Linked DNA regions of Homo sapiens: region 2 is linked to region 1. Evidence: read pairs that join two places in POLR2A ChIA-PET (ENCODE). Cell type or tissue: OCI-LY7. All regions are shown on one strand.

The links. Peaks named below come from ENCODE experiments on the same cell type or tissue, not always from the same donor. Only the 100,000 strongest peaks of a DNase experiment are listed, where the experiment ranks them.
Region 2: POLR2A ChIA-PET joins it to region 1 with 7 read pairs; 2 of 35 experiments call an interaction of 5 or more read pairs at or near these places.

Annotation. Positions count from the first base shown.
Region 1 is chr9:83,661,281-83,669,280 of GRCh38, reverse strand. It overlaps UBQLN1 (ubiquilin 1), which reads left to right. Exons shown (of 11, transcript NM_013438.5): 7 at 1-96; 8 at 2,848-2,931; 9 at 4,136-4,251; 10 at 5,238-5,406; 11 at 7,342-8,000. The coding sequence ends at 7,494. Among named protein-coding and RNA genes, the nearest start is that of IDNK, 42 kb to the right of the region's middle. In OCI-LY7, a CTCF peak has its summit at 2,659 (motif pointing left); no DNase peak of the experiment used is centred here; H3K27ac peaks cover 1,186 bases.
Region 2 is chr9:83,891,474-83,899,473 of GRCh38, reverse strand. It overlaps KIF27 (kinesin family member 27), which reads left to right. Exons shown (of 18, transcript NM_017576.4): 6 at 7,973-8,000. Among named protein-coding and RNA genes, the nearest start is that of KIF27, 26 kb to the left of the region's middle. In OCI-LY7, no CTCF peak of the experiment used is centred here; no DNase peak of the experiment used is centred here.

The DNA.
Region 1 (8,000 bases):
ACTGAAAACCCACAACTGATGCAAAACATGTTGTCTGCCCCCTACATGAGAAGCATGATGCAGTCACTAAGCCAGAATCCTGACCTTGCTGCACAGGTGAGTTTGTAATTGTATTGAAAAAGACTGTGCAGTGTGAATTAAAATAACCTAATCTTGTAATTGTGATTTTGGCACATTTGTGTTGTGTATGATATCTTAATACACTAGAAAAATAAGTAAACTGTGTCTCCAATTTTTTAGACCGTGTGTTTCTTTGCAGTAAATTAATACTTCATATGTAATTAAAACAACTTTATCTCTGCCATTCATTGACTAGAAAGAAGTGCAGGTTTAGTTTGTTTCTACATATGTTGAGTTAGGAGACAAGTACAGAGTTCTGGAATGCCCACTCTTTTGAAGATAAACTACTTAATGAAATGTAAATCTTGAAAGCAATTAAGAGCAATGTTAATACATTTGAAATACTTTTATTTAGTAGATCACTCAGATTATAATAGTCATGCTCAGAATGGCAGTTGTAAAATAGCATTTATTAAAGACGGGAATTTGTCAGAACAATGTTCTCCTTCTTTCAACTATTGATTCCCCTGCTGAAAATCGTATACAGGTCCCTTATTAATGTATTCCTTTTTCTAATTTGTTTCTAAAGAGACCACAGCTAAGAAAATTGGGGATCTTAATGCTGGCTGAACACTCAGGATCACTTGGGAAGCTTTATAGACAGTACCGATGGTTGGGGCCTCATCCTTAGAGATTTTGAGATAATTGCGTCCGATAACCCTTTCTCCCTCAAGTTGCCTAGGTACTATCTAGGTTCCATACCACAGGGCTTGAAAAACCACGGAGAATGTGAAATAAACCTTGATAATCTGTAGTTTATATTTGCTGTTCGTTAAAAATGGCTTCTGTAGTGTGTCAGGAATTTGGAAGACTTTATAGTTAATCTCATCCCTTAAATTTTAAAAGCTTTAAGTCAAATGAATGGTTTTTATTTTCTAAATTCTAAAACTATATTGATTCAGGTATCTTTGTGTATAATTCTCAGTAATAACTTATGCCCTCACCAAATTTGTGGAATTGGAAATAACAAATTTTAAGAAGAATTTTTGTGTCTGTGATTCTGTATATTGGAGGTACATTTTATGGAAGATTGATTTATGCATATGAAACTTATCAGACTGAGTTGTTAGTATTAAATGCTTCAATTTACCATAATAAGCCATTTTAAGTGTGTATTTGGCTAATACTGAATGTGCATCTTGCTTTTAAAATTTGACTTTAACAAGCACATGCGTAGCAATTTTGTAATAATCTTACTTTAGTAAAGTGACTTGAGCACTCACATACTATTTTTTTACTCTAAAACAAAATGTTGCTAGTACTAGATTGGCATGTCTTTTATTACAGATAATTTAGAAACTTTTACAATGTTCTTGTTATCTGCAGATTAAAATTTGTGGTTTTTCTATTCTTTTGATTTTTAAATATTTAAAAAGACTCTTGAGTGTAAAAACTTGTGGTATAAGCACTCAGGTAAGTTATAAGAAGTATCTAATAAGATGATTATCTGTGAAAGGATACGTTTAAGATGACATGCTTTTTTAAGATGAAATGAAGTGAATTCCAAAAGATATGTGTGATAACCTCGTTAATATGTTGATGATAAGTATTTGGAACCAATAAAGAAGCAGGTTTGTTGACCTTAAGCCTGTATGAGTTTACTTACTGTGAACTTACTGGTCACTTTGAAATAAATACTGTATGTTCCTGAAAGGTTGTCTGACATCTGCTTTTGTTATTGTATTGAAATTAACTAAAAGATCACTTTGCAAGAATTGGGGCGAATTTTCTCTACCAGCATTTACATTGCTCTTAAATACGGTTAACTTCTTGAGGGCAAGGATCATTTCCTCCCCAGACTTTGGATAGATAAATAGGCTATCAGTAAATCCTTGTTAGTTGACTTTTTACTCCGCCTGGGGAAAATGATATAAAATGTGTCTTTTGAAGCTACAAGAATTTATTAGCTCTGGTTATGCTCCTTGTGTATTTTAATCTTATTTTCAGGTATATGACATCATACTAATAATGATCCTGATTTTTAAATTCTTAACGTTTATTTGAAGTTTAGGAGATGCCACTTTTCTCATCTCTGGTAGTAGTGAGGTGAAATCCAGATGCTAATCTTGGTGTTCTCAAATGGATTTACATCTTTTAGGTCTTAAATCATTTTAATACTTTTCCCAGAGGACTGTTGGTGCTAGGCCTGACTGATTTTCACCTAGCAGCTCCATTTCTCTGGCAAGTTGGTTGCTGTTTTGCGGTGTTATTTTTTTGGACCTAATATTAGCTGTTTTGTAGTAGGCAGGTAGATGTAGTGGTCCTTTTCAGATCTAGATTTTCTCTGTGCCTGCCACTTGTGTGTTGAGGTTTCTAAGCAAGCCATGTTACATAGTTCATGTATTGATGTTTATGTTTATTCTGCCAGTGTAGTAGAAAATATATCTTCATGAATGCCAGTTACTCCCATTTTTCTTTCAATGGCATATATTCACGTTTGTTCAAGGAAAAGCCTAAGAAAATGATTGCTTTTATTTTTTAGGATATTGCATGTCATTATCATAACCACCATTCTCATTGAGAGAGAATATGCCTCATTTTTTTGTTTTTGTTCTTCTGGAGATCCCTCTTGTGGACAGTATCTTCCCTTTTCCTTTTTTTATTTATGTTCTACCTTCCTCCCTTTTAAGTGCCAGCTGAGGCACTTGGGGGAAGATAGAATAAAACAAGGTACATTACTTGTTTCAGATATTTCCAGTTAAAATTGTTTGAACACTTGCCCCATAGATGATGCTGAATAATCCCCTATTTGCTGGAAATCCTCAGCTTCAAGAACAAATGAGACAACAGCTCCCAACTTTCCTCCAACAAGTGAGTAAGACAAGATGTTAGCTATCTTGGGTAATGATTTGCTTGAAAAAATTTGATGATAAACATTTTTCCTTGCTCTTCTCTGGCTGATAGCAAAACATAGAATAGAGACCAATAATGCTGTCAATTCGTAGAGAATTCAGCTTGATCTTCACTGAGTCCCATTTCACTGCTGACCTTTTGCTTATGTTTCTTAAACATACATTCTGAGGAAAGAACATTTTGTTTTTGCTTTTGAGGACCTAGGATTTTGAATGCTTTGTTAATACCATAAACCATTTCCTTTCATTGTACTAACTTTGAAGTGCTTCCTTGTGTCATGTTACGCTTTATGGTTTAACTAATTTTGAGTAACAGGAAAGAGCTACCCTATTCTATTTTATAGGTTTTCTTCCAAATTAGTAGAAGGCTTTTTTTCCCCAAGGGGTAGATCTCATTTCCTCAAACTCGGGATTAGTAAGATTAAAATAGTCAGTGTTGTCATATAAGGAAGTAAGGAAGGTTATAGTATAAACGAGTACTTGAGATTGCCATGGTATTTTATTATTTAAAACGACAAAAGAGAAGTCAGTCTTGGTGTTTTGAAACTGGTAGTTCTAGGGCCTCATGTATTATGCAAATGACTCTCAGACCTGTAAACCATTTTCCAAGGTTGGTGTCCTTGATCTATTGTAATGATGTAAGCCTATCTTTGGTTAGTCAGGTGGTGTATATTTGGAAGTAGTAAAGCTAAACTCAGGATACATGTATTAACGTCAAATTTGGAACTGTTGTTTTAGAGTGTACCTTACTGGTAAAATTGTTATATTAGTAACAGATAACACTTGGTTAGGTGGAATATGTGGCTTTTTACCATATCCACGTCGTAAGAATTGTGCCTTTGGAGGTTGTGTCTTAGAAGTAATACTTTATCTTCTGTTGGAGAAGGGGAATAGTTGTGGCTTCCAAAGTAGCTCCTGATTTTCTTCCATTATGGAAATGGCTTTCATGATGGACTTAGGAGGAGGTCAAGTAATAATTTGCACACTAGGTTTGCTGTCAAAGAGGAGATACTTGCGTTTATTTTGGGAAAGAAATTATGGATTACCAGTGTCCAGGAGTAAGGTTTTAGATTTTCTCCAGAAGCATAACAGAGAAAAGATTTAAAAATTTACGTTCACTGATTTTAATTCCTTTGTAACCACTAGTTTTCTTTCTTCCTTAGATGCAGAATCCTGATACACTATCAGCAATGTCAAACCCTAGAGCAATGCAGGCCTTGTTACAGATTCAGCAGGGTTTACAGACATTAGCAACGGAAGCCCCGGGCCTCATCCCAGGGTAGGCTTATTTGGGGAAGATAATGAAAGTGTATAATGGTTACTTTCTCTGAGAATTTCAGATTTAGTATTATTCTGCCTGCCTTTTTTTTTTTTTTTTTTTTTTTGGTGGGATACAGGGTCTCGCCCTTCGCCTAGGCTATGAGTGTGGGGGCGCAGTTGTGGCTCACTGCAGCCTCGACCTCTCGGGCTCAAGGGATTCTCTCACCTCAGCCTCCCAAGTAGCTGGGACTACAGGTGTGCACCACCACACCTAGCTAATTTATATATATAATTTGTTGTTGTTACTGTTTTTAGAGATGGAGCTTTGCCATGTTATCCAGGCTGGTCTCAAACTTCTGGGCTCAAGAGATTTGGCCTCCCAAAGTGGGATCAGAGACATGAGCCATAGCACCTGGTTCTCCCCCACCGTTTTTATTTATTTATTTACTTATTTATTTATTAAGAGATCGGTTTTTGCTCTTTTACCCTGGCTGAACTTGAACTTCTAAGCTCAGGTGATCCTCCCACCTCAGCCTCCCCAGTAGTTGGGACACAGTGCCTGGCTATGATTGTTTTTAAGTCAGGGTTTTCAAAGTTAAAAATGATTATTATTATTTTTTAAATTCCTTTTAGAGATAGTCTCACTCCATCGAGCAGACTGGAGTGCAGTGGCGCGATCTCAGCTCACTTCAGCCTCTACCTCCTGGGCTAAAGCAATCCTCTTACCTCAGCCTGCCAAGTAACTGATACTACAGGTGTGCACCAGCACACCCAGCTAATTTTGTTTTTATTTTTTGTAGAGATGAAGTCTCAACAATGTTGCCTAAGCTGATCTCAAATTCCTGGGCTGCTGGGATCATCGGTCTCCCAGAATGAGCCACTGCACCAGGCCAAAAGGGCTTATTTTAAGAAGATGGCTTAGCTTATATTAAAATGTAACTGATTTACGGACTGGCTTCTGGTTTTGCAGGACCTTAGGATATTTCCTATTTGTGCTTTCTGTAGGTTTACTCCTGGCTTGGGGGCATTAGGAAGCACTGGAGGCTCTTCGGGAACTAATGGATCTAACGCCACACCTAGTGAAAACACAAGTCCCACAGCAGGAACCACTGAACCTGGACATCAGCAGTTTATTCAGCAGATGCTGCAGGCTCTTGCTGGAGTAAATCCTCAGGTATCAGTTCTTTTCCATTCAAGTTTTGTATTCCTTAATGTTGGAAATTTAGAAATTTCCAAAAAGAAGGAAAAAGGGAGAAAAAAGGAAAGCAGTAGTTCTTAGGTGTTTAGATTAATGAAAAATACAGTCTTAAGGATATTGAGTAAGAAAACAGGCATTACAAAAATTGTTGACTTTGGTGCTGAGACACTAAAGGAAACGTTGTTACGGTTGTAGAGAAGACATGCTACAACCTAAAGTCTTATTTTTTAGAAATTGCCTTTAAAAATGCATTTTTTTTGTTCCTATTTGAAAATCATTTGAAATAGATTTTGCTTTAAAAAAGTTCTTAGGGAGGAATGGAAACTTGATTATCCCAAGTACCTCCAGGGCAGCTGTATTCTAGTCTGTCTTTTGACTGGAAAAAAGTCCTAACTACCTTAACTCCACCCATGACACCACCTCCTGCGGTAGCTTGTGTTACATATATATATATCTCGTAAATATGGCTAAAGAATATGGACCCCCTAATAATGTGGTTGCATCTACAAACATACATTGGTTTTACTAATAATGTGCCATTATATAAAGATGATCGCCAGTTTAAACCTGTTTTATTAGGTTGTCCCCAAACTTCTTAATGTCTCAAGGTCTGTTAGGTGCTTTCTGTTTTCTTTTCTGGGTTTCTTTTTTCTTTCCCTTTCTCCTTTCCCCTTTCCTTTTCCTCCTTCCTCTTCCCCTTTCCCTTTTCCCTTTCCTCTTCCCCTTCCCCCTTTCCCCTTTTTCCTCTTTCCCCTCTTTGCCTTTCCCTTTTTTTTTTTTCTTTCCCTTTCCCTTTTGACAAAGTGCCCAGGCTGGATGCAATCACAGCTCACTGCGACCTGCACCTCCTGGGCTGCAGCAATCCTCCCACCTTAGCCTCTGGAGTAGCTGGGATTACAGGCGCAGACCACCACACCTGGCTAATTTTTGTATTTTTTGTAGAGCTGGGGTTTCAACCGTGTTGCCCAGGTTGGTCTCAAACTCCTGAGCTCAAGCGATCTCACCCGCCTTGGCCTCCCAAAGTGCTGGGATTACAGGCGTGAGCCTGGCCTGCTTTCTGTTTTCAAGCCTTACTAAATATAATAAATAGGGTAGGGTTCTGTCTCATACATATCTGTATTCCTGATAAGCTAGCGTAGCATAGTTTCTGGCTCTTGGTAGGTACTCAGTAAATATTCATGGAATAAATAAGAAAGAAGGATTTGGAGTATTAGAATTAATTGTGACATAAGTTAACTTACAAGCCTCCAAATTATCAGGTAGGCCTAGGATTGATTGGTCATTTATATGGAGATTTTTTTTTTTAACTTCATTTCTGAAGAAAAGATTTGATGCTGCTGAAATGTCAGAATTAAGAGTATAATTTTGGGCCTGAAACTGAAGCTCTTTTCTAAGAATTGACTGTCCAGTGCAAAAATTAAACTCACATTCATTCGAAGAATCATTGAAGCTTTAGAATTTTATACATGAGGATACCAGCTTTTATAGTTACTCAATTGGTCAGTAGCTACACAAATCATCTAATTCTGAACTATCTGTGTGTGTGTGTGTGTGTGTGTGTGTGTGTGTGTGTGTGTATATGTATATGTATATACACACACACATACAGGTTTTTCTGCATGTACGTGATCCTCTAAAATAATGGTTGATGTTTATTAAGCTTTTCTCCCCCTCCCCTAAAGTAGAGTCGTGATCTATTTGACATGATTATTTAGGTACAAACTAGACTATTTAAAATAAACTGCTAATGGACTTTTAAATATGTTGGATAAGTTTCAAGAGGTGGGCAGTGTTTTTAAAGCTCAGTAGATCAGCATATGTTATAAAAAAGCAATTAAAAAATTTTAAAAGTCATGTGTGGCAGGGACTGGCTTCCTTTAGAGTTGGATTAATTTTTTTTTTCTTTAATAGCTACAGAATCCAGAAGTCAGATTTCAGCAACAACTGGAACAACTCAGTGCAATGGGATTTTTGAACCGTGAAGCAAACTTGCAAGCTCTAATAGCAACAGGAGGTGATATCAATGCAGCTATTGAAAGGTTACTGGGCTCCCAGCCATCATAGCAGCATTTCTGTATCTTGAAAAAATGTAATTTATTTTTGATAACGGCTCTTAAACTTTAAAATACCTGCTTTATTTCATTTTGACTCTTGGAATTCTGTGCTGTTATAAACAAACCCAATATGATGCATTTTAAGGTGGAGTACAGTAAGATGTGTGGGTTTTTCTGTATTTTTCTTTTCTGGAACAGTGGGAATTAAGGCTACTGCATGCATCACTTCTGCATTTATTGTAATTTTTTAAAAACATCACCTTTTATAGTTGGGTGACCAGATTTTGTCCTGCATCTGTCCAGTTTATTTGCTTTTTAAACATTAGCCTATGGTAGTAATTTATGTAGAATAAAAGCATTAAAAAGAAGCAAATCATTTGCACTCTATAATTTGTGGTACAGTATTGCTTATTGTGACTTTGGCATGCATTTTTGCAAACAATGCTGTAAGATTTATACTACTGATAATTTTGTTTTATTTGTATACAATATAGAGTATGCACATTTGGGACTGCA
Region 2 (8,000 bases), 230 kb before region 1:
TAGCCTGACTTTGGTTTTAGAAATATAAAGATAATACCCAGGAAATTAATTTATAAATCATATCATGGTTATTTTTCCATACTTTTCCTTCCTGTTGTTTGCCAAGGTATTAGGAAATGCAATATTGTTAGGAGTTGGATGGTAAATACATAATTTAAACTTTAAAATGTATTAAATTATCCTCTTACACCTCGTGAGTGATTTGCTTTTTAACTTTGCTTACATCTTTCAAATTTTCTATCTTAGCTTTCCTATTATATTAACATGGATATGTCTACAGTATAACATAGTATGCCTCTACATATTAAACTCCCTGGCTGTGGCTTCTCCCATCACCCCAAATAGTTAATATCATTTAAAGCCTTTAGCTTCCTATCAGGGAATAACTAATGCCCCGAGAAATAATCTGATCCAGCACACATCAGATTTTGATTTTTACGTTGTTTGATTTTTGTTTTCTTTTTTAACCCTTCTAATTGTATTTTGTTGTTGTTTGTTGTTGTTGTTTTGTTTGTTTTGAGACAGGATCTCATTCTGTTGCTCAGGCTGGTGTGCACTGGCACAATCACAGCTCACTGCAGCCTCGACCTCCCAGGCTCAAGTGATCCTCCCGCCTCAGCCTCATGAGTAGCTGTGACCACAGGTGCATGCCACCGTGCCCGGCTAATTTTCTGATTTTTTTGTGGAGACAGGGTCTCACTGTGTTGCTCAAGCTGGTCTCGAACTCCTGGGCTCAGTGATCCTACCACCTCAGCTTCCCAAAGTGCTGAGATTGATTACAGGTATGAGCCACCATGCCTGGCCCTAATTGTATAATAATTTAAAAACATAAAACTAAAGTATATACAAAACAATGCATATTAATCAGTGATTTATCACAGAGAGAACAGCTGGGTAACCACCACCAGGTCAAGAAATTGCTAACTGCCAGCGCCTCAAAATTTTTAGTGCCTCCTTACAATTATTATTCCTCCCTCTTCCTCAGAGAGCCACTCTCTTGACTTACATGGTAATCATTTCTTTGCTTTTCTTATGGTTTTACTATCTAAATATGTATCCTTCAACACTACAGTTTAGTTTTTGGAATTTTTATTAATTTATTCAGTATAGCTTATTCAGTATCTGGCTGCTTTTGTTGAACATTGTTATGATTCATCCACTTTTTAATCATAATATTTTTTCTGTAAATTCTAATATTTTATCTGTAATGTGTGACTGTGGTTTGTTTAGTTTTATAGCTACATAGGATTTTATTGTATGACTATACCACAATTTATTTTCTGTTCTACTGTTTGATGGACATTTGTGGCTTTCTGTGAAATTTTCTCGTGAATTTTCAGTGTCTCTCGGTGCACATGCACATATATTTCTTTCAGATTTGTGCCTAAGAGTTGAATTGCTAGGCCATAGGGTAGATATATCTTTAACTTTTGTAGGTGATACCAGATTGTTTTCCACTTTATACTCCCACCCAGCATTCTCACTATTCCATGTGAGCATTCTCACTGTTCCATGTGCTTCTCAACATTTGTTATTAATTTTTAAATCTTAGCCAATCTGGTAGGCATGTAGTATTTTATTGTGGCTTTAGTTTGCATTTCCCTGATGACTAGTGAGGTTGAGCATTTTTTTCATATGTTTTTGGCTATTTGGATATCCTCCTTTGTGAAGTACTCATTCAAGTCTCTTGTTTGTTTTTCTATTGAGTTACCTGTCTTCTAGATTAATTTGTAGAAGTTTGTTGTATATTCTGGGTGTGAGCGCTTTGTCACTTACATGATTGCAAATAATTTTTCTGTGGCTTGCTTTTTACTCTCAGTGGTATCTTTGATGAAGAGTTCTTATTGTAATCAAATTCATCAATCTTTTCCTTTATGGTTAATGGTATTTGTTCTCTATTTAATAAGTTTTTCCTTTCCCCAGTTGTTTCCTCTGAGGATACTTTCTATATTATCTTCCAGAAGCTTTATTGTTTTGCCTTCCACATTTAGCTGTATAGTCCTCCAGGAATTGATTTCTGTGTATGGAGTAAAGTAAAGATCAAATTTCATTTTTTAAACATATAGATATTCATTTGTTCTAGCATCATTTATTGGAAACCATCTTCTCACAACTGTTTTGAGTGCTATCTTTATCATAAATCAAGGTCCATTTGTGCATGAATCTCTTGTCTATTTCTTGGCCTTCTATTCTGTTGGTTGATTTGTATCTCCTTGAGCCAAGATCACATTTCTTATTTATTGTAGGTTTATAATAAGTCTAGATATTTTGTAGAGCAAGGCCTTCTGCTTTTCTTCTTCCCTCCCCACTCCCCAGATGTCTTGGTTGTTCCATATAAATTTTATTTTAATTTTTAAATTTTTAAAATAATTACTTTATTGAGATATAATTCACATACTATAGAATGCAGCCCTTCAAATATACAATTCAATGATTTTTTTATGTATTTACAGAATTGTTTAACCATCACACCATCTAATTTTAGAATATTTTTATCAACCCAAAATGAAAATGAAAATATTGTATCCACTAGCAGTCACTCCTCATTTTCCTCCTTTCCTCAGCCCCTGGCAAAAACCACTTTACTTTCTACTTCTATGGATTTGCCTATTCTAAACATTTCATACAACTGGAATCATACAGTAAGTGGCCTTTGTGTGTGACTTCTTTCACTTAGTATGCTATTTTCATTTATTTATTTTTCGTGATCAAATAATTTTGTATGTTTCTGGGATACAGTGTAATGTTTTGATGTATGTATACATTATAGAAAGATTCAATCAAGTTGGTTAACATTAATTAACATTAAATTACATTTATATATGTTTAGAATTAATGAACATATTTTGATTGAGTCTCCTAATCCATAAGCATGGTATTGTTCTCCATTTACTTAGATTTCCTTTATTTTTTCTCAGTAATGGCCTACATTTTTTTGTGCAGAAATATTGCAAATAATTTATAGATTTCTTTTTAGGTACTTGATTTTTTTTCTGTCACTATAAATGGAATCTTTAAAAAATTTTATTTTTCAAATTCCCTAATTGTTGGTATGTGGAACTGTACTAATTTTTAGATATTAATACATTATATATCCAGCAACCTGACTAAACTCAGTTTTTGATAAGGAGTGTCTACAGTTACCATCAAGTGGGGAGCCTTCAAAATTCCCAAGATAAATGGAAAAGATCCAAACTTTTTGGAAGTAATTTCTTTTTTTTGTTGTTTTTGAGACGGAGTCTCACTGTGTCACCCAAGATAAGAGCGCAGTGGCACAATCTCCGCTCACTGCAACCTCTGCCTCCCGGGCTCAAGCGATTCTCCTGCCTCAGTCTCCTGTATAGCTGGGATTACAGGCACCCGCTGCCATGCCTGGCTATAAACTTGTGTGTGTTTTGTTTTTTTTTTTTTTTTTTTTTTTTGAGACAGAGTCTCACTCTGTCATCCAGGCTGGAGTGCAATGGCATGATCTCGGCTCACTGTAACCTCTGCCTCCTAGGTTCAAGTGCTTCTCCTGCCTCCACCTCCCTAGTAGCTGGGACTACAGGCATGCACAACCATGCCTGGCTAATTTTTTTTGTATTTTTAGTAGAGACAGGGTTTCAACATGTCAGTCAATCACTCCTGACCTCAAATGATCTACCTGCCTTGGCCTCCCAAAGTACTGGGATTACAGGCGTTAGCCACCGTGCCCGGTCTATACTTGCTTTTTAATTCTAATATTTTATCTGTAAATTCTTTTGGATTTTCATTTATAATTATGTCATCTGCAAATAGTAACAGTTTCATTTCTTCCTTTATAATCCTTTCACCTTCTGTATCTTTTTCTTCTATATCTTCTATATTGTATACTTTAAATAGTTGGATTCTATAGTATGTGAATTTTGTCTCAATAAAGTTATTATAAAAATACCTTCTTGTATTTGCTGGGATCTCCAATGCAGTGTTGAATACAAGTGGTGATAGAAAGCATCCTTGTCTTGTTTCCAATCATAGAGGAAAAGCTTTCAAAATTTCACTCTGAAGTTATTATATTTTCTATAGGTATTTTTAATTTACCCTTTCCCAAACTAAGGAAATAACTGAGAATTTTTATTATGAATGGATATTGATTTTTATCAAATGATTTTTCTTTATCATATGATTTTTCTTCCTTATTCTGCTAATATGGTGAGTTACACTGATTGACCTGATTTTTTTTTTTTTTTTTTCGAGGCAGAGTCTCACTGTGTCACCCAGGCTGGAGTGCAGTGGTGTGATCTCGGCTCACTGCAAGCTCTGCCTCCTGGGTTCATGCCATTCTCCTGCCTCAGCCTCCCAAGTAGCTGGGACTACAGGCGCCCGCCGCCATGCCTGGCTAATTTTTTTTTTTTTTTTTGCATTTTTAGTGGAGACGGGGTTTCACTGTGTTAGCCAGGATGGTCTTGGTCTCGATCTCCTGACCTTATGATCTGCCCACCTCAGCCTCCCAAAGTGCTGGGATTACAGGTGTGAGCCACAGTGCCCGGCCGATTGATCTGATTTTTAACCAATCTTTTATTCCTGGAATAAACCCTTTTTGTTGTTGATGTTGTGATGTACTGTTGTATTGGGGGTTCCCCAAAACCACCCTCAGATTGGATGATGTACTATGAGAACTCAATATATATTCATTCTCCTGGCTAGGATTTATTACAGTGAAAGGATGCAGAGCAAGATCAGCAAAGGAAAAAGACACATGGAACAAAGTCTGGAGGAAACCAGGCACAAGCTTCCAAGACTTGTCTCTCAGCAGAGTCACAGAGGATGTGCTTAATCCCCCAGCAATGAGTTGTGACAACACCTATAAAATGTTATCTGGCGGGGAAACTAAGTAGACTCAGTGCCTATGGGTTATATTGAGGATGCGTGGGTCATGAAGGCACCCTTTGCCTAGCATGAACCAAAGTCCCAGACTACAAGGAAAGCAGGTGTACAGCATAAACCACATTGATAGTGCAAACAGTTGAGCACAGTGAGTCAGTATAATCAGAGTGTTTAAGAAACACTCCCAAAATCCAAGTTCTCAGACATCTGACAACCTCATAGCAGGTCTTCTAAAAGATAGCAGTCAGGTCTGCTATGTTAACTCTTCTGCACAATTGACCTAGATTTGGTTTGCTAGTGTGATGTTTATATTTGTCAGTAAGTTTGTCCTATATTTTTCTTTCTCATAGTATTCTTGTCAGATATTGTAACAAGTTATGCTGGCCTCATAATATAGATTATTTAATTCCCCCTATACCTGGAAAGGTGTGTGAAAATTGGTATTATTTCTTTCTTAAATGTTTGGTTGAATTAGCCTGTTAAGCATTTGGGACTGGAAATTTTCTTTGGGGGTATGTTTTATGAATTAAATCATATTAGTATTTTCTTTTCCTCCAGTTTTGATAAGGTTTATTTTTCTAGGAATTTGACCATTGTATATAATTTTCAAATGTATTGGCATAAGTTTGTTTATGATAGTCTTTTATTCATTAATATCTTTATTAATGAATAAAGGGGACTGTGTAGTCACATGTCCCCTTTTTCATTCCTGATTATTTGTGCCTTCTCTCACTTTTTTTTCTTGCAGTTTCACTAGCTAGTAAAATTACCAATTCATTAGTCTCTTCAAAGAGACAATTTTTGACTTTGTTAATCCTCACTAGTGTATGTTTGTTCATTATTTCATTAGTTTGTTCACTATTTCACTAATTTCTGCCCTTTATTATTTAATTCCTTCTACTTTTGGGGTAACCTCCTGCTATCTTTTTAACATCTTTAGATGAATATTTAGTATATTGATTTTTAGCTTCTCTTCTTTGTGAGTGCAAGTCAAGATAAGCTTACATATTTCTAAGCTTATCTTGACTTGCACTCCACATTGAGCTCAAAATGTTTCCTAATTTTCATTGTGACTTTTTTTTTGACTTGTGAATAACATAGTTATTTTATTTACAGGACATGGGGGATTTATTTTTCTTTAATCAATTTTTATTGCATTGTGATCAGATAACATACTATCTCTGATTTCAGTCCTTTGAATGTATTGAAACTTGCTTTTTGGCTCAGAATAAGGCAAATGTTTGTAAATGTTACAGAGGTACTTGAGAAGAATATGCATTCTGCAGTCATTGGGCACTGTTAATCCTATTATTCAAATCTACATTTTTTACTCACCTTTGAAGTCTTTTTGTTATATCAGTAATTTATAAAGTGATGTTAAAATCTCCCACTATGACAGACCTCAACTCTGTCACCCAGGCTGGGGCACAGTGGCACGATCATGAGTCACTGTAGCCTCGACCTCCTGGGCTCAAGCAGTCCTCCCACTTCAGCCTCCTGAGTAGCTGGGACCACAGGTGCACACCACAATGCCCTGCTAATTCTTGTATTTTTTGTAGAGAAGGGGTTCTTCACCATGTTGTCCAGGCTGCTCTCAAACTCTTGGGCTCAAGTGATCTACTGGCCTTGGCTTCCCAGCGTGCTGGGATTACAGGTGTGAGCCACTGTGCCCAGCCCTACTATAATTTTGGATTTGTCTTATTTCTCCCTGAAGTGCTGATAGTTTTTGCACTACAAATATTGAAGCTGTGTTATTAAGTGGACACAAATGTAGAATTGTTATACCATCCTGGTGAATTGCTCTTTTAATCATTTTTACCTCTTCTTATCTAATGAGTTTTGCCTTAAAGCTTACCTTGACATTACTATAGCTACACCAGCTTTCTTTTGATTAATATTTACATGGTATCTCTTTTTCTATCTTATTTTTAATCTTTCTGTGTCTATTTTAGATATGTTTCTTGTAAGCAGCATATGGTTAGATAATCTTAAAATCCTTTCTGATAGTCTTTATCTTTTAATTTCATTATTCATTCATTAATTTAACATAATTACTGTTTTGGTAAAAATCCACCATTGTGCCTTTTATTTATCCTTCCTCCTCTGTGTTCCTTTTTCCCTCTTTTGGATCATTGGTTATTTTTTCTTTTTCTGTTGTTTTCTCCACTAACTTAGAAGTTATAGTTTTACTCTTTTTTTAGTGGTTATCCTAGAGAGTATACCATGCACCCTAATATTAATTGGTACTTTTATCCTTTTCCCAGGCAATGTAAGAACTCCATTGAATCCTTTGATGTTGTATATTTTAATTATCTGAATACGTGATTTTTAAGTAAGGTTGCATTTTTATTGCTCAGCATTTATACAATGAAAATGTAAGGTTTTTTTTCCTATTTCAACATTGTAGTACATGTGAAGTATTAAGATGAATGACTGTTTCTTATTTACATAAATTTGTGCTTGTAAAACAAAGATTGACATTAGAGCTTTCTAGATTTGATACACTTCAAAAATTTTCTTTAGAGGATACACAAAAAATACTAAACCACATATACACAAACACACACACACATTCCTGATACACAATTTGTTCTGCCTTTGATTTCCAAGTTCTCCTTCCTCTCAGGACTATCAGTTGGCTATCTTCTATCTGTCTGCTTTTGGCTTCCTTTTTCACTAAGGCTTTCACTTCCCTGCACTTGTTACCTCCTTCTGCCTCCTTTGCTGCAAACTCTGCTGCCTACAATTCTTTCTCCACTTTTTGAACTTTCTTGTTTCTTTTTACTTCTTGGATTTCACTCAGAAAGTCCATACTTTAATAAAGATAGCTAATCAAAGTGCTTCAGGTTGGCAAAGCATCCAGTCACAGTGGATGGCGTGTTATCTTTGAGTATTTGACTTTTGACTTTTTTGGCTGTGTTTGTTGCTCCTTACTATTAAAAAGGTTTTACCACTCAGAACAATGTTAGTTACTTGTGAACACCAGAGAGCTAGTCTCTGGATAAATGAGAATTGACTGTATTATTAAAGTAGTTATGATTTTGGTCAATGTAAAATTCATTTTTAATCATAATCTAAATGTACTGAAGTGCTCTATATTAAAAATTTTCATCTCTCTTCTACAAAGAATGAAAAAATAATAGAACAACAACTTC